3 separate regions of the Homo sapiens genome follow, and regions 1 and 3 are each linked to region 2. Evidence: chromatin contacts called from ENCODE Hi-C or POLR2A ChIA-PET data. All regions are on one chromosome and are shown on one strand. The core of a region is the stretch at or near the end of the contact, and the rest is flanking DNA. Distances in the headings are between cores, read along the strand shown. Region 1 holds the start of NUDT19-DT (NUDT19 divergent transcript). Region 2 holds the start of ZNF302 (zinc finger protein 302). Region 3 holds the start of U2AF1L4 (U2 small nuclear RNA auxiliary factor 1 like 4).

The links. A loop is a pair of places that touch in the nucleus more often than their neighbours do. ChIA-PET counts read pairs that join two places held with the same protein, here RNA polymerase II (POLR2A). Pooled maps may share reads with other maps.
Region 1: a map with no recorded cell type shows a loop between it and region 2 (9-fold over the local background). The contact joins the promoter of NUDT19-DT here to the promoter of ZNF302 in region 2. A Hi-C loop is called at or near these places in 1 of 37 single-sample maps with no recorded cell type and 3 of 50 pooled maps. POLR2A ChIA-PET finds 5 or more read pairs at or near these places in 1 of 52 experiments (activated naive CD8-positive, alpha-beta T cell).
Region 3: a loop to region 2 is called in a map of CD8-positive, alpha-beta T cell, with 20 times the contacts of the local background. The contact joins the promoter of U2AF1L4 here to the promoter of ZNF302 in region 2. A Hi-C loop is called at or near these places in 4 of 168 maps with a recorded cell type or tissue (CD14-positive monocyte, CD4-positive, alpha-beta memory T cell, CD8-positive, alpha-beta T cell and 1 more), 1 of 37 single-sample maps with no recorded cell type and 11 of 50 pooled maps.

The regions. Positions count from the first base shown.
Region 1 is chr19:32,690,905-32,695,426 of GRCh38, reverse strand. It overlaps NUDT19-DT (NUDT19 divergent transcript), which reads left to right and starts at 3,131. Exons shown (of 2, transcript NR_186320.1): 1 at 3,131-4,064. It overlaps NUDT19 (nudix hydrolase 19), which reads right to left and starts at 3,606. Exons shown (of 3, transcript NM_001105570.2): 1 at 2,753-3,606. The coding sequence starts at 3,466. It overlaps LOC124904690 (a long non-coding RNA gene), which reads left to right. Exons shown (of 2, transcript XR_007067226.1): 2 at 1,333-2,462. RefSeq lists a silencer at 3,234-3,643.
Region 2 is chr19:34,676,428-34,680,783 of GRCh38, reverse strand. It overlaps ZNF302 (zinc finger protein 302), which reads right to left and starts at 3,106. Exons shown (of 5, transcript NM_001289187.2): 1 at 2,681-3,106; 2 at 1,971-2,047. The coding sequence starts at 1,979. SCGB2B2 (secretoglobin family 2B member 2) reads left to right here and starts at 3,625. Exons shown (of 4, transcript NM_001025591.4): 1 at 3,625-4,356. It also overlaps the pseudogene ZNF807P and the pseudogene SCGB1B2P. RefSeq lists enhancers at 981-1,482, 2,340-3,236, 3,368-3,427, 3,478-3,577, 3,237-4,134 and a silencer at 2,858-2,917.
Region 3 is chr19:35,743,091-35,747,286 of GRCh38, reverse strand. U2AF1L4 (U2 small nuclear RNA auxiliary factor 1 like 4) reads left to right here and starts at 1,869. Exons shown (of 6, transcript NM_001040425.3): 1 at 1,869-1,939; 2 at 2,075-2,162; 3 at 2,866-2,964; 4 at 3,142-3,275; 5 at 3,383-3,478. The coding sequence starts at 1,896. PSENEN (presenilin enhancer, gamma-secretase subunit) reads right to left here and starts at 1,636. Exons shown (of 4, transcript NM_172341.4): 1 at 1,587-1,636; 2 at 1,296-1,452; 3 at 764-868; 4 at 1-579. The coding sequence starts at 1,356. The coding sequence ends at 440. RefSeq lists a silencer at 3,157-3,317.

The DNA.
Region 1 (4,522 bases), core at 1,882-4,381, 2.0 Mb after region 2:
GCGGGCAGATCATGAGGTCAGGAGTTTGAGACCAACTTGGCCAACATGGTGAAACCCCGTCTCTACTAAAAATACAAAAATTAGCCAGGTGTGGTGGCGGGCGCCTGTAATTCCAGCTACTCCAGAGGCTGAGGCAGGAGAATTGCTTGAACCCGGGAAGCAGAGGTTGCGGTGAGCCTAGATCATGCCACTGCACTCCAGCCTGGGTGACAGGGCAAGACTCCATCTCCAAAAAAATAAAAATGAAAAATAAAACCTACAATTGATAATTGAAGGTCTTCTCTGTAACCCTGTAACACTCCAATACCACCTTGTTGTCAGTGTAAACAAGGGCATAGCCCAAAAGCACTGAGGCCACTGACAACCTGTAGCCTTCCTATCAAAAATCCTTAACCCAGCAGGTTCCTAACAGGGGATCTAAATCTGAAGGTCTGACCAGACATAGGAGGAACCCCCTTCAGGACAGGATGATAGATGTTTCCTCCTGGGCGATTAAGGAAAAAGACACAATGGGTACTCAGTACGTGATAAGGAAACTCTTACAGAAGCAGAGTTAGGAAAATTGCCTAATAATTGGTCTGCTCAAATGTGCAAGCTGTTTGCACTCAGCCAAACCTTAAAGTACTTACAGAATCAGGAAGGAGCCATCTATACCAATTTTAAGTGAATATGGACTGAACGAGGTCTTATTAATAGCAAAGAATAATTGAAATCCCAAACTTAAGGTTTTCAACAAAAGTAAAGTTTGCTAAAAGTTAACAGTGTAACACATATTATCCTAACTTCTAATCTTATGGACATCAGACCCTATCAGTGCCCCTCAAAGCTCAAGTCCATCAGCACAGGGCCATACAACTGATACCCCTACTTATAGGGCTAGAAATGGCCACTGCTACAGGAACCGGAATAGCCAGTTTATCTACTTCATTATCTTACTACCACACACTCTCAAAGTATTTCTCAGACAGTTTGCAAGAAATAACAAAATCTATTCAGTAAGGATAGTAACTACAATCCCAAATAGACTCTGGCAGCAGTGACTCTCCAAAACCCCCGAGGCCTAGACCTCCTCACTGCTGAGAAAGGAGGACTTTGCACCTTAGGGGAAGAGTGTTGTTTTTACACTAACAAGTCAGGGATAGTGCAAGATGCCGCCCGGCATTTACAGGAAAAGGTTTCTGAAATCAGACAACGCCTTTCAAACTCTTATACCAACCTCTGGAGTTGGGCAACATGGCTTCTCCCCTTTCTACATCCTGTGACAGCCGTTTTACTATTACTCGCCTTCGGGCCCTGTATTTTTAACCTCCTTGTCAAATTTGTTTCCTCTAGAATCAAGGCCATCAAACTACAGATGGTCTTACAAACGGAAACCCAAATGAGCTCAACTAACAACTTCTACCGAGGACCCCTGGACCGACCCACTGGCCCTTTCACTGGCCTAGAGAGTTCCCCTCTGGAGGACACTACAACTGCAGGGCCCCTTCTTTGCCCCTGTCCAGCAGGAAGTAGCTAGAGCAGTCATTGCCCAATTCCCAACAGCAGATGGGGTGCCCTGTTTAGAGGCGGGATTGAGAGGTGAAGCCCCTGGACTTCCTGGGTCCAGTGGGGACTTGGAGAACTTTTCTGTCTAGCTAAAGATTTGTAAATGCACCAATCAGCACTCTGTAAAAACGCACCAATCAGTGCTCTGTGTCTAGCTAAAGGTTTGTAAATGCACCAATCAGTACTATGTAAAAACGCACCAATCAGTGCTCTGTCTAGCTAAAGATTTGTAAACGCACCAATCCGCACTCTGTAAAAATGGACCAATCAGCACTCTGCAAAATGGACCAATCAGCAGGACATGGGCAGGGCCAAATAAGGGAATAAAAGCTGGCCACCCAGCCACCAGCACCCAACCTGCTCTGATCCCCTTCCGCTGTGGGAGGTTTGTTCTTTTGCTCTTTGCAATAAATCTTGCTGCTGCTCACTCCTTGGGTCCGCACTACCTTTATAAGCTGTAACACTGACCACAAATGTCTGCAGCTTCGCTCCTGAAGCCAGCGAGACCACAAACCCACCAAGAGGAACAAACAACTCCTGACGCACCACCTTTAAGAGCTGTAACACTCACTGCGAAGGTCTGCGGCTTCAATCCTGAAGTCAGCGAGACCACGAACCTACCAGAAGGAAGAAACTCCAGACACATCTGAACATCTGAAGGAAGAAACTGGACACACCATCTTTAAGAACTGTAACACTCACTTCGAGGGTCCGCGGCTTTATTCTTAAAGTCAGCGAGACCAAGAACCCACTGGAAGGAACCAATTCTGGACACACCAGGAGCTGGAGACGAGCCTGGGTGTGCAACACAGAGAGACAAGACCCCCATCTGTACCAAAAATAAATAAAAATAGGAAGACTGGATCATATTAAGTCTGTTCTCCAAGAAAACCAAATTAAACGGCTGTGGAGATGTACTATGTCTACACATGTACAAGTGCTTACACAGTGGCCACGCTGGAGGAACCACGTGGAGAGACAGGCTCCAGGCCTTGAGACCCCAAAGCCTAGGAAAGCAGAGAGCACTTCACCAAGAGCATGGCTTTGGTCTACAGGGGTGAGAGTTTCCAGCCCGTCTAAGCGTTCCTTGCTGCTTAATCTCTCTGGGCTTGGCCTATGCGGGGGTCCCTTGGGGGCCTGGGCCGCTGGGAGGGGTCCTCCCTCTCACGTCCTGGCGGTCCGCAGCAAGGCCCTGAGCAGGCCTTACCTGGTAGCCCACCACCTCCGCCAAGTCGGGGTAGACGGGCGGCGGCTCGCGCAGGCAGCACAGGAAGAAGGCCGTGTCAAAGCGGCGAGTGGTGCCCCGCAAGAAAGGGGTGAGCCAGGCGCTCCAGTTGTGCAGCGCCCAGATGTCGGGTGTGCAGTCGAGGTGGGCGCACAGCCGCAGGAAGTGGCGCGGGTCCTGGCGCACGCGGTCGCGCCAGGAGGCCAGGCCCGGCGGTGGCTCCAGGGCGAGGCCAGGCCCGGGTGCTGGGCCTGGTGGGGAAGTCCTGGGCCGCAGCAGCAGCACGCCCGCCTCCTCAAAGGCCTCCCGCACGGCGCAGATGCGGAAGGCTACGTCCTCAGGCAGCGTCCCAGTGTTGTCGGTCTTGTGGTCATCGGTGTCGGGCAGCGACGGGAAAGCGGTGCGGCTGAATGGCGCCGGGCCCAGGCCGAAGCGCGGCGGCCCGTGGTGCGGCGCGAAGAGGCCCAGCCAGTCCGCCGAGCGGTCGGCCGCATCCAGCACTCCGCCGGAGAAGACGTGCGCGCCCGGCATGAAGCCTTGGTGCGGGGAGCGCTGCAGCAGCAGCAGCCGGAAGCCCTCGGCCGGCGGCGGGCGCGACGGCGGGGTGGCGGTCTCCGGGCGCGACCAGCCAGCCGCCAGGACGATGCTGGCCGCCCGCCGCCAGCGGCTGGGGCCCGGCCGCAGGGAGCTGCTCATGGCGCGCAGCTTCCCGGATCCGATTCTGGCGCGGCCTGAGCTCCACGGCAGGTGGCCCGGCCCTGCAGGGACCCCAGCACCTCCGGGGGCCTCGCGGGAATTGAGGACGAGCCTCTGGCGTTGGGTGAACCTGGGCGTTTGGTCGGCAACGGCGCCTGCCTGTGGGAGGGGCACCCGAGCAGGGACCGCCTCGAGTGCACTGGGGCCCAGCTAGGGCACTCTCGCGGGACAATGGGTGTCACGGCAGCCAGCGACCGTTTGTCATTCACAGCTGCCTGAAAGGAGGACCGCAGTATTCCCACGCAGGAAGCTTGGACCAAAAGCAGGAATGCTTAAGGGCGCATATGACTTGCCATGGTAAAAAACAGGATGCCAACCCAGGCCTGATGACATCCACCTCACTAAAAGCTAAGGACTAGGACTTTCTGCTTTAAACAAGGACCCACATGTGGGTGTTTTCTGTGGGAGAGGGAGAGAGGACATTCGAAGGGCAGAAGTCTGACCTTTGCAAGCACACGTGAACCACACCAATGAGAAATGAATGGACGAGCCAGATGCCAATTTATAAATTTCCTACTGCACACCTTGAATGTGAAAGGTACTCCCAGAGTAATTTCTCTCGTGTTCTGGTTACCTTTTATTGTCAGGGCGCCTGGGGACGGCCTTAGGTGTCTTAGGACATTTGACGAGTTCCACTTTGATGGGAGATGTTTAATCTGGGCCTCCACATGGAGATTTCTCTCCACCTTGTTAGTGTCTAGAAGACTTCCACCTCCAATAGCAGGATTATGATCTTTTGAAAAGCCTGTGTAAATTTGAGTCTTTTCTTTTATAACTCCTTATCAGTCACCGACAGCTTTTCCCATAATTGCTATTATAATTGGATCACACATTTGTTATGTTTTTGGATGAAATACACTATACCCCTGCCGACCCTCACAAACCATCATTTTAATGTGGGTTATTTCCTGGGTAGAATCCACAGATGACATTGTCAATATTTAGGGGTTTTGTTTGTTTTTTTGTTTGAAGAGACCTGGTCTCTGGCCAGGCGCT
Region 2 (4,356 bases), core at 1,857-4,356:
TCACCTGTTAATTGGAGTTGCCACTGTGTTAATTGCCTATATCCCAAATAAAAATAACATTTCTCATATCTTTGACAAACCAGTCATTACAACTTAGAGCCAGGGATGCTTCTTTCTTCCCCTTCAGTTGCCTGGGCAGCTTGAGATGTTCACTCATCTCAGTTCCCAAAAGAACATAGGATATCTATCCTAGCACTTATTTAAATTTCCCATGCTTTCTTACTTTTCTACCAGTGCCACAATCTTCAATACAGGAGCCACTAGCCAACTTGGCTACAACATTTAAATTAATTAAAATGTAAAAATAAAATAATTAAATAAAATTTAAAATTTATTTTCTCCATTGCTTAAGCCACAGTTCAAGTACTCAATAGTCAGATGGGGCTGTTGGCTACCGTACTGATCAGTACACATGCACAGCACTTCCACCACTGCAGAAAGTTCTCTTAGACAATACTGCACTAGATCATGAAGTCCTGTGTGTCAGTGTACACCAAAATCCATGTACAACTCTTCCTAACAGGTACTTCATAAGTGTTTAGAAGATGAACCAATGAATGGTTTTGGCATTAGTTCACTTTAGCCTTTACTTTGTTTTTTCTTTCAAGAGGCAGGTTCTTGCTCTGTCACCAAGCTGGAGTGCAGTGACATAATCATAGCTCACTACAGGCTTACACCAGAGGGCTCAAGAAATCTTCCTACCTCATCAGCCTCCCGAGTAACTGGGACAACAGGCATGCACTACCACACCAGTTTTTCAATTCTAATTATCTTAATTATTCCATGAAAACAGACTTCACCCAAGATGTACATCTGCTACTTACATCCCCTCCTGTGCAAGCTTCACCTTCCATGCCATGATTCTGCCCCACCAGTTCTTCATTACTCATCTTATTCACTCCACAATTACTTACTAAGCATCCATTTGGTGCCAGGTAACACTCTGGGTACTGACGCTATAACAGTCAACAAAGAAGAAAAAGCATTCCTCCCACCAGGAACAGACAATGAGCACGTGCATATACTGAACATACAGTACATCAGCTAGTGAGTGACACACACTGTGGAAAACAACAAAGCAGTGATGGAGGAGTGGAAGCGCTAGGGAAGGTGACTGCAATTGCAAATAGGCTTTCAGGGAAGCTGTTCTGAGAAAGTAACCACGGAACAAACACAGAAGGAGATAAGGATGCAAGCTTGTGCGTATGTGGGGGAAGAATATTCCACGTGGATGGCACAGCAACTGGTGACAGAGGCTGGAGCGCACAGGAATGAGGAGGCAGAGAAGGAAGGTGGGATCAGGGAGGTAATGGCCTAATTGTACAAATAGGTCATTGCAGAAGTGACTCAGTTAGAACCACTGAAAAATTTTAGGTTGCGGAATGACAGGAATTTATATAACAATAGGACCATGGTCACAGCTGTACTGAGAACAGACTGATGAGGGTTAAGGGCAGATGCTGGGAATCCAGCTAGGAGGCTACCGCAATAATCCAGGTGGCTCGGACTGGGGTGGTAGTGGTGGTGGTGGTGATGGGCTAACTAATGGTCAGATGCTGTATACGGTGTATCGTTTAGATCCAAACTAGAGGACCTGAATATGAGTTATAAGTCAAAAGGAAGAATCAAGGATGACTCCAAACATCTCTTCACTTGAGACCACATGGTACAGTTTTGACAACCATAAACCGAATAACCTTACATTCCAAAGTTGCATTGTGAATTACAGTTTTAAAATGTTGGCAATCTAGAAAGTCTTCTAGCAGAAAACTGTAGAAAAGAGGAACACTGGGTGATGAGGACAATACCTTGGAGCTCTCCTGTGGGCTCCATTCTTCCTATAGTGAAAGGAACCATAGATCTAGTCCCTTAAATGGACTTGATTAGGTGGGAACAGGCAGGAGAAGCAAAGCAAACACACAGAGGCCTAATAAAGTGTTTCAGGAAGATTTGGGGACACACCGACTTACCTGAGACATTATTCTGCAATTTCCAATGGCCAACAGAGTCCCCTTTCCAGGTTCTTATCTTAGAGATGGGCAGTGTCCTGAGGGCACAGAAAGGCAGGAAAAAGCAGTCATGAAAAATCGGGCTTATCTTGCGGCACCTGTCACACACCTTAATGGAAAAGCACACTGGTAATCACTCGCCGGAGCGTCAATCTCTCCCTGGGAAGGAACAGGGTGTTTCTCCGCAAGGGCTATTTACCAGGTGCCACCTGCGGGGAAAATCAATTATTCTGTATACAAAAGACTCATAAAACAACGGTAACAACTTTATCAGCTCGTTCAGTCTTCACCACTTTGCAAGGTGTGCATTCATATTATTCCAGATTTTTTTTTTTTTTTTTTTGAGACGGAGTCTCGTTCTGTCTCCAGGCTGGAGTGCAATGGAGCGACCTCGACTCACTGCAACCTCTGCCTCCCGGGTTGAAGCGATTCTCCTACCTCAACCTCTCGAATAGCTGGGATTATAGACACGTGCCACCACGCCCAGCTAATTTTTTTTTGTATTTTTAGTAGAGACGGCGTTTCGCCATGTTCGTTAGGCTGGTGCGGTGGCTTACGCCTTTAATCCCAGCACTTCGGAAGGCGGAGGCGGGCGGATCGCTTGAGGTCGAGTTCTAAACCAGATTTATTTTTTAAAATGAAGACAAAACTGAAATTCCGAGATACTGAACCCATTTGTTCAAGGTTGCACAACTGAAAGCGCCGGCTTCATGACGACATAACCCAAAAAAAACTGTAGCTGGCGTCTGCTCTCGCGCCCACTTCGCTCTCACAACAGTGCCAAGAGGTCGGCGCCGTCATCACCCCGCGTTTACACGGCTCAACAGGAAGGCCAGGAAATGCCCAAGGCCCCGGCCGTGGTCAAACCGCGCGCGGACCCAGGGCCTTAGCCCCGCCGTCGCCGCGACCCACACTTGCCGGAGTCCTCAGCAGGGCCTCACCGTCCCGCAGGCGCCCCGAGCCCGCGCCTCCGCGGACCTGACGCGCCGCGTAGCTGGTGAGCGGGTAACGGCGGCCGACCTCCGGGAACGACACTGCCCCAAACCGTTCCTTAGCTTGGAAGCCGCCGCCAGGCCTGAAGCTATCGCGGGACTGACCCAGTGCACCGCCCACGGCGAACCACATTTCCCAGAATCCTCCCCCTGCGGTACAAATGTCCCGGAAGCCGCGAACCGCCGGCACCCGAAGACCACACTTCCCAAGGGTCTCTGCGGCTGCGCGGACCTGGTGCGCCGCGGGCAAACCGGTCACGGCTTTGTAAGTAGCTTAACCGCCTGGGGCCGTCGACCTAGAGCCGGCCAGCTAGGACCATGCGCAAATTGTCCTGGGGCACACAGTCGTCCTCTGGTGAACGATACAACTCGAAACCAAGGGACACCCTCTACTTATAAGGGCCATGGCGCCCGGACCAAGAAATTACATTTCCCAGAAAACTGCAGCCGTGCCAAGGTCTTCCGGGTCATTCCTGCGCTCACACAAACGTTTCCCTCCGAGACATGGGCAGCCCTTGCTGGTACCGCGCAAGTGCTCGCCGTTGCTAGCAAAGGGGCTCCTCTCATCCCAAACCCTGCCGCTATGCTGTTCACCTTCAGGTCTTTTTTTTTTTTTTTTTTTGGCACTCATTTGCCCAAGACGATAACTCACAAAACGCCCTGTGGCCCGACTGTCACGACTGTAGTTCGCCAACCAAGGGCATTTCCTGGAAATGCAAGGGGACACGTATCTGTGACACTAATGGCCGTTCTGACGTGCGTTACGCCCCTGGAAGGACTTGGAAATACTGAACTTGAGTGAGCACTGGGAGGATGGAGACCCTCATCCTGGGAGGAGTCACTCCTCCCGCAGCCATCACAGCCTGACGCCCCCTCTCCCCAGAAGTGCTTCTTAGGCCCACCCAAAAGGGCAATGGACCTCTCTGTATGCAAGCCAGAGCAGTCTACTGTTTGTGTATATTTGGGTTGTTTACTTTCTTTTTAACACTTAAATGTTAATTGACTTCAATCATTTTTAAAATTATAAATAGTGTCGCTATAGACTTTTTTGTACTTATTAAGTACTGACCTGCATGATCTTCGTGAAGCAGTGCTTCTGTTACCAGAAAGGGGTCCGGATCCGACCCCAAGAGAGAGTTCTTAGAGCTCACGCAAGAAAAAATCCATGGGAGAGCACAGTGCAAAGCCAAAGCAAGTGTATTAAGAAAGTAAAGAAACAATGGGTACTCCATTGTTAGAGCAGCAGCTTGGGCTGCTGGACTAGGGATACTTGTATTTATTGCTTGATGATGTGCTAAACAAGGGTGGATTATTCATGAGTTTTCCAGGAAAGAGGTGGGCAATTTCAATTTCTC
Region 3 (4,196 bases), core at 620-3,119, 1.1 Mb before region 2:
CCACTGCACTCCAGCCTGGCTGACAGAGCAAGACTCTGTCTCAAAAAAAAAAAAAAAAAAGAAAAAAGAAAAAGAAATGGAAGCACTATTCCTTTCTTAGTTTCTCATCTAATAGTTTCCTGAGCAGGAAAGTTCCTAGTTCAGAAGATTATGAGTAGTATGCACTGTAAAAAATGTACATCATGTCTAAATACTAAGCCTCGTACAAAGCTCTCAACAGATGTTTTTAAATATTAATAATCATTTATGCCTCAACCTCTAAAAGATCCCAGGAAGTCAGTATCGAAAGTTAGGGTCCTTTATTGGGGGATGTCAGCAGAGAACGTGGGACATGAAAACAAGTCTTAGGAGTTTGAGAAGGGGCTCCCAGGACAGGCTCCTCTGCTTTAAGGAGCCTGTCCTGGGAGAATAAGCAGGGCCCCAGTATGTGCAGAAGTTGTCAGGGGGTGCCCAGGGGTATGGTGAAGGAGAGGTAGTCCCCAAGGGCACCCCAGCGGGGCCGGTAGATCTGGAAGATGGTGATCCAGGAGGTGAGCACTATCACCCAGAAGAGGAAGCCCACAGCTGAGCGCCAGACATCTGTCATGGGAAACAGAAGCTGGAAGGGTTGGCCTCCGGCTGCTCTCCAGACTTCCCTAGACCAGCCTTCCCTTCTCACCCAGAGCCCCAACATTTTGGATCCTCCATTGTCCCTTCCCACCAAGATTCCCCGCTTCCCCCTCTCCCCTGCCACTGGCCTCCCTCCTCTGTGCTCTAGACTCACAGCCTTTGATTTGGCTCTGTTCTGTGTAGGCTGGGACAAGGAAGGCCTCTCGGAAGAACCAGAAGATGTTGACCAACCAGAGAAAAGGCAGGAAAGCAAACCCCCCTAGGGAGAAAGAAAAACAAACAAACAAACCCCAAAACCTCATAAGGCAATGAAGATCTTCTCCAACTCCCACCGAGATCTATTTGGAAGAAACTCTCCCACACCCAAGTTCAAATGGAGATTTCTGTTGTCAGGGACTCAGGAATCTGGCTCCTCTTTGGGATCCAGGAATCTGATTCCTCAACCATCTCTTTCACAGGACCCAAGAGTCCAGGCCCTCAATCCCCCTCCTCTCTTGGGATCCAGAAATTGAGGCCCCAGCTTCCTCATTCCTCAGGACCCAGGCCCTCCCCACTCAAATCCAGGAGTCGGCGTTCGCAGGTCCTTCATCTCTTAGACTTAAGAATCCAGGCCCCGAGGCCCTCTTCCCTCGGGTGCTCTAGTCCAGTCCCCTCTCTTCTCCTGGGACCCTAGCGATCTGCCTTACCCAGGTAGTACTTCCGGCACAGGTTCAATTTCTCCTCATTGGACACTCGCTCCAGGTTCATAGCTGCGCTGGGGCCGGGTCGTCCCAAGGGTCTGCGGGGCAAGACCCAAGCCTTGACCCTAAGTAACAGATGCAAGGATCACGAACAACCACGCCCCTATTAGAACAAATCAGAGATAAATGTAAAGGTCGGTTTGCTGAAAGCAGGGCATCCCCACCCCCACTAGTAAGCTGGCTGGATTAAAGAGCTCTTTATATTTACTAGGGTGGGCGAAACGACCCCCAACTCACCAGGAGAGCTCACTTCCTCCGGCTGGGGTGCCTTAGCTACTTTCAGTTATGGACGTTTGCGCGAGACGCCCCAGGTTTCCCTGGAGATTGTAGTCTTCTTTGGGCGAGGCAACACTGCACGCATGCGCTGTTAAAAGAACTCCTACCGGGGAGTCTATGGGGAGGGCGCGCGCCTCCCACGCGCAAGCGCCCTGGGGCGTTTCCGAGCGCTTGGTAAGCGCCTGGAGAGGGCAACGAACTACACTTCCCAGTGCTCCTAAGCAACGGAAGTGACGTAAGAGCAGCCAGACCTGGAGGGCTTGGGTAAAAATGGCTGAATATTTAGCTTCGATATTCGGGACTGAGAAGGACAAGTGAGAACGGGCGCTGGGAGTGGACTCTCGGGGGGTCGGGGCCGGGGTACTGGGGTCCTGGGTGGTGGGGCGGTGTTTCTGGGGTGCCCAGCTTCCCCGGCCCTCGGTTCACCTTTGTCTTTGCACCTTTTCCAGGGTTAACTGCTCTTTTTACTTTAAGATCGGGGTCTGCCGGCACGGGGACCGGTGCTCCCGGCTTCACAACAAGCCGACATTCAGCCAGGTGAGACCCGGCACGGAGCCTCGGGGGTTAACGGCTCCCTGGCCCTTCCCCTTCTGGGGCCGTCGTCACCATGTCCCGCCTATTCCGGGTTCCTGAGTCCCTCCCCACCGCCCGGCTTTTTTTCTCATTGGACCTTTCTGCAGGCTCCTCCCACCGGTCTTCGTGCCGTTTTCCCGGGAACTTGGTCGCGCCCCCATGCGTACAGGCTACACACGGCGGCTGTTCATCTTTGCCAGTCCCTTCCATCCCGCTGTTCATCCTTGCCAGTCCCCTCCATCCCTTTTCTGGTTTCTTAGGGGCAAAGGATCGCCGATGCACTCATGATGCTTAGGCTGGGGTGTAAGGTTCCACCCCCAACCTTCATGCCTCACTCTCTGTTCATGCAGCCCTGCCCTCTGAGCTCAGGCCCCGCCCCTTTTAAATTCTGTGCAGACCATAGTGCTGCTCAACCTGTACCGGAATCCACAGAACACAGCCCAAACTGCAGACGGATCACACTGTGAGTAAGGGACCAGGCCTGGGGGCAAGGTGAACAGCCCCCAGTAGGCTACACTCTGATTCCACCCTGCCCGCCCCCACCCCAGGTCATGTGAGTGACGTGGAGGTGCAGGAGCACTATGATAGCTTCTTCGAGGTGAGGGTTGGTAGGGGCAGATGGGGTTTCTTGTGGGAGCTCAGCTGAGTTCCTCCCCGTCTTCCACAGGAGGTGTTCACAGAACTGCAGGAGAAGTATGGGGAGATTGAAGAGATGAATGTGTGCGACAACCTTGGGGACCACCTCGTGGGCAACGTCTATGTCAAGGTGCTTGCTGCCCCCCACTTAGGGCCCAGAAGTGGAGGCGTTTCAATGCCTGATGGTGGCCACTGTAGGCTCTCAGCTTGAATTTCATCACTAAATCCAGTCCAGCCCCAGAGCGGGTAGTGAGTCCCCTGAAGATCTCTGAGTTCTCCTGCTGACCCTGACTGACATTTCCTGCAGTTCCGGAGGGAGGAGGATGGAGAGCGGGCCGTGGCTGAACTCAGTAACCGCTGGTTCAACGGGCAGGCTGTGCACGGTGAGCTGTCTCCTGTCACTGACTTCCGGGAGTCATGCTGTCGCCAGTATGAGATGGGGTATGGTAGTTCAAGGGTGGGATGGGCACTTGGAATCCCAGACTTTGAATGCGTGGTAGGGGCTGTCAGTGACAATGGCTTCCTCCATCTCTCTACCCTCTATGCAGGGAATGTACCCGAGGTGGCTTCTGCAACTTCATGCATCTGCGGCCCATTTCCCAGAACCTCCAGAGGCAGCTCTATGGGCGGGGACCCAGGCGCAGGTACCTCAGGACCAGCCTGCTATGTCTCCTCATGTCCTAAGGCCCCTATATCCTCAGATGAGCCTAACCCTAAGCCCCAGTAACCACGTTCCCAAGAATCTTTTTTTTTTTTTTTTTTTTTTGAGATGGAGCCTCACTCTGTTGCCCAGGCTGGAGTGCATTGGCACCATCTTGGTTCATGGCAACTTCCGCCTCCCGGGTTCAAGCAATTCTCTGCCTCAGCCTCCCAAATAGCTGGGATTACAGGCACCTGCCACCATGCCCGGCTAATTTTTGTGTTTTTAGTAGAGATGGGGTTTCACCATCTTGGCCAGGCTGGTCTGAACTCCTAACCTCGTGATCCACCTGCCTCACCCTCCCAAAGTGCTGGGATTACAGGCGTGAGCCACCACTCCCGGCTGACTGTTTTTTTTTTTTTTTTTTTTTTTTTTTTTTGAGACGGAGTTTTGCTCTTCTTCCGCAGGCTGGAGTGCAAAGGCGCAGTCTTGGCTCAGTGCAACCTCTGCCTCCCAGGTTCAAGCAATTCTCCTTTCTCAGCCTCCCAAGTAGCTGGGATTATAGGCACCTGCCACCATGCCTGGCTAATTTTTGTATTTTTAGTAGAGATGGGGTTTCACCACGTTGGCCAGCCTGGTCTCGAACTCCGGACCTCAGGTAATCCACCCATCTCGGCCTCCCAAAGTGTGGGGATTACAGGCGTGAACCACTGCGCCCGGTC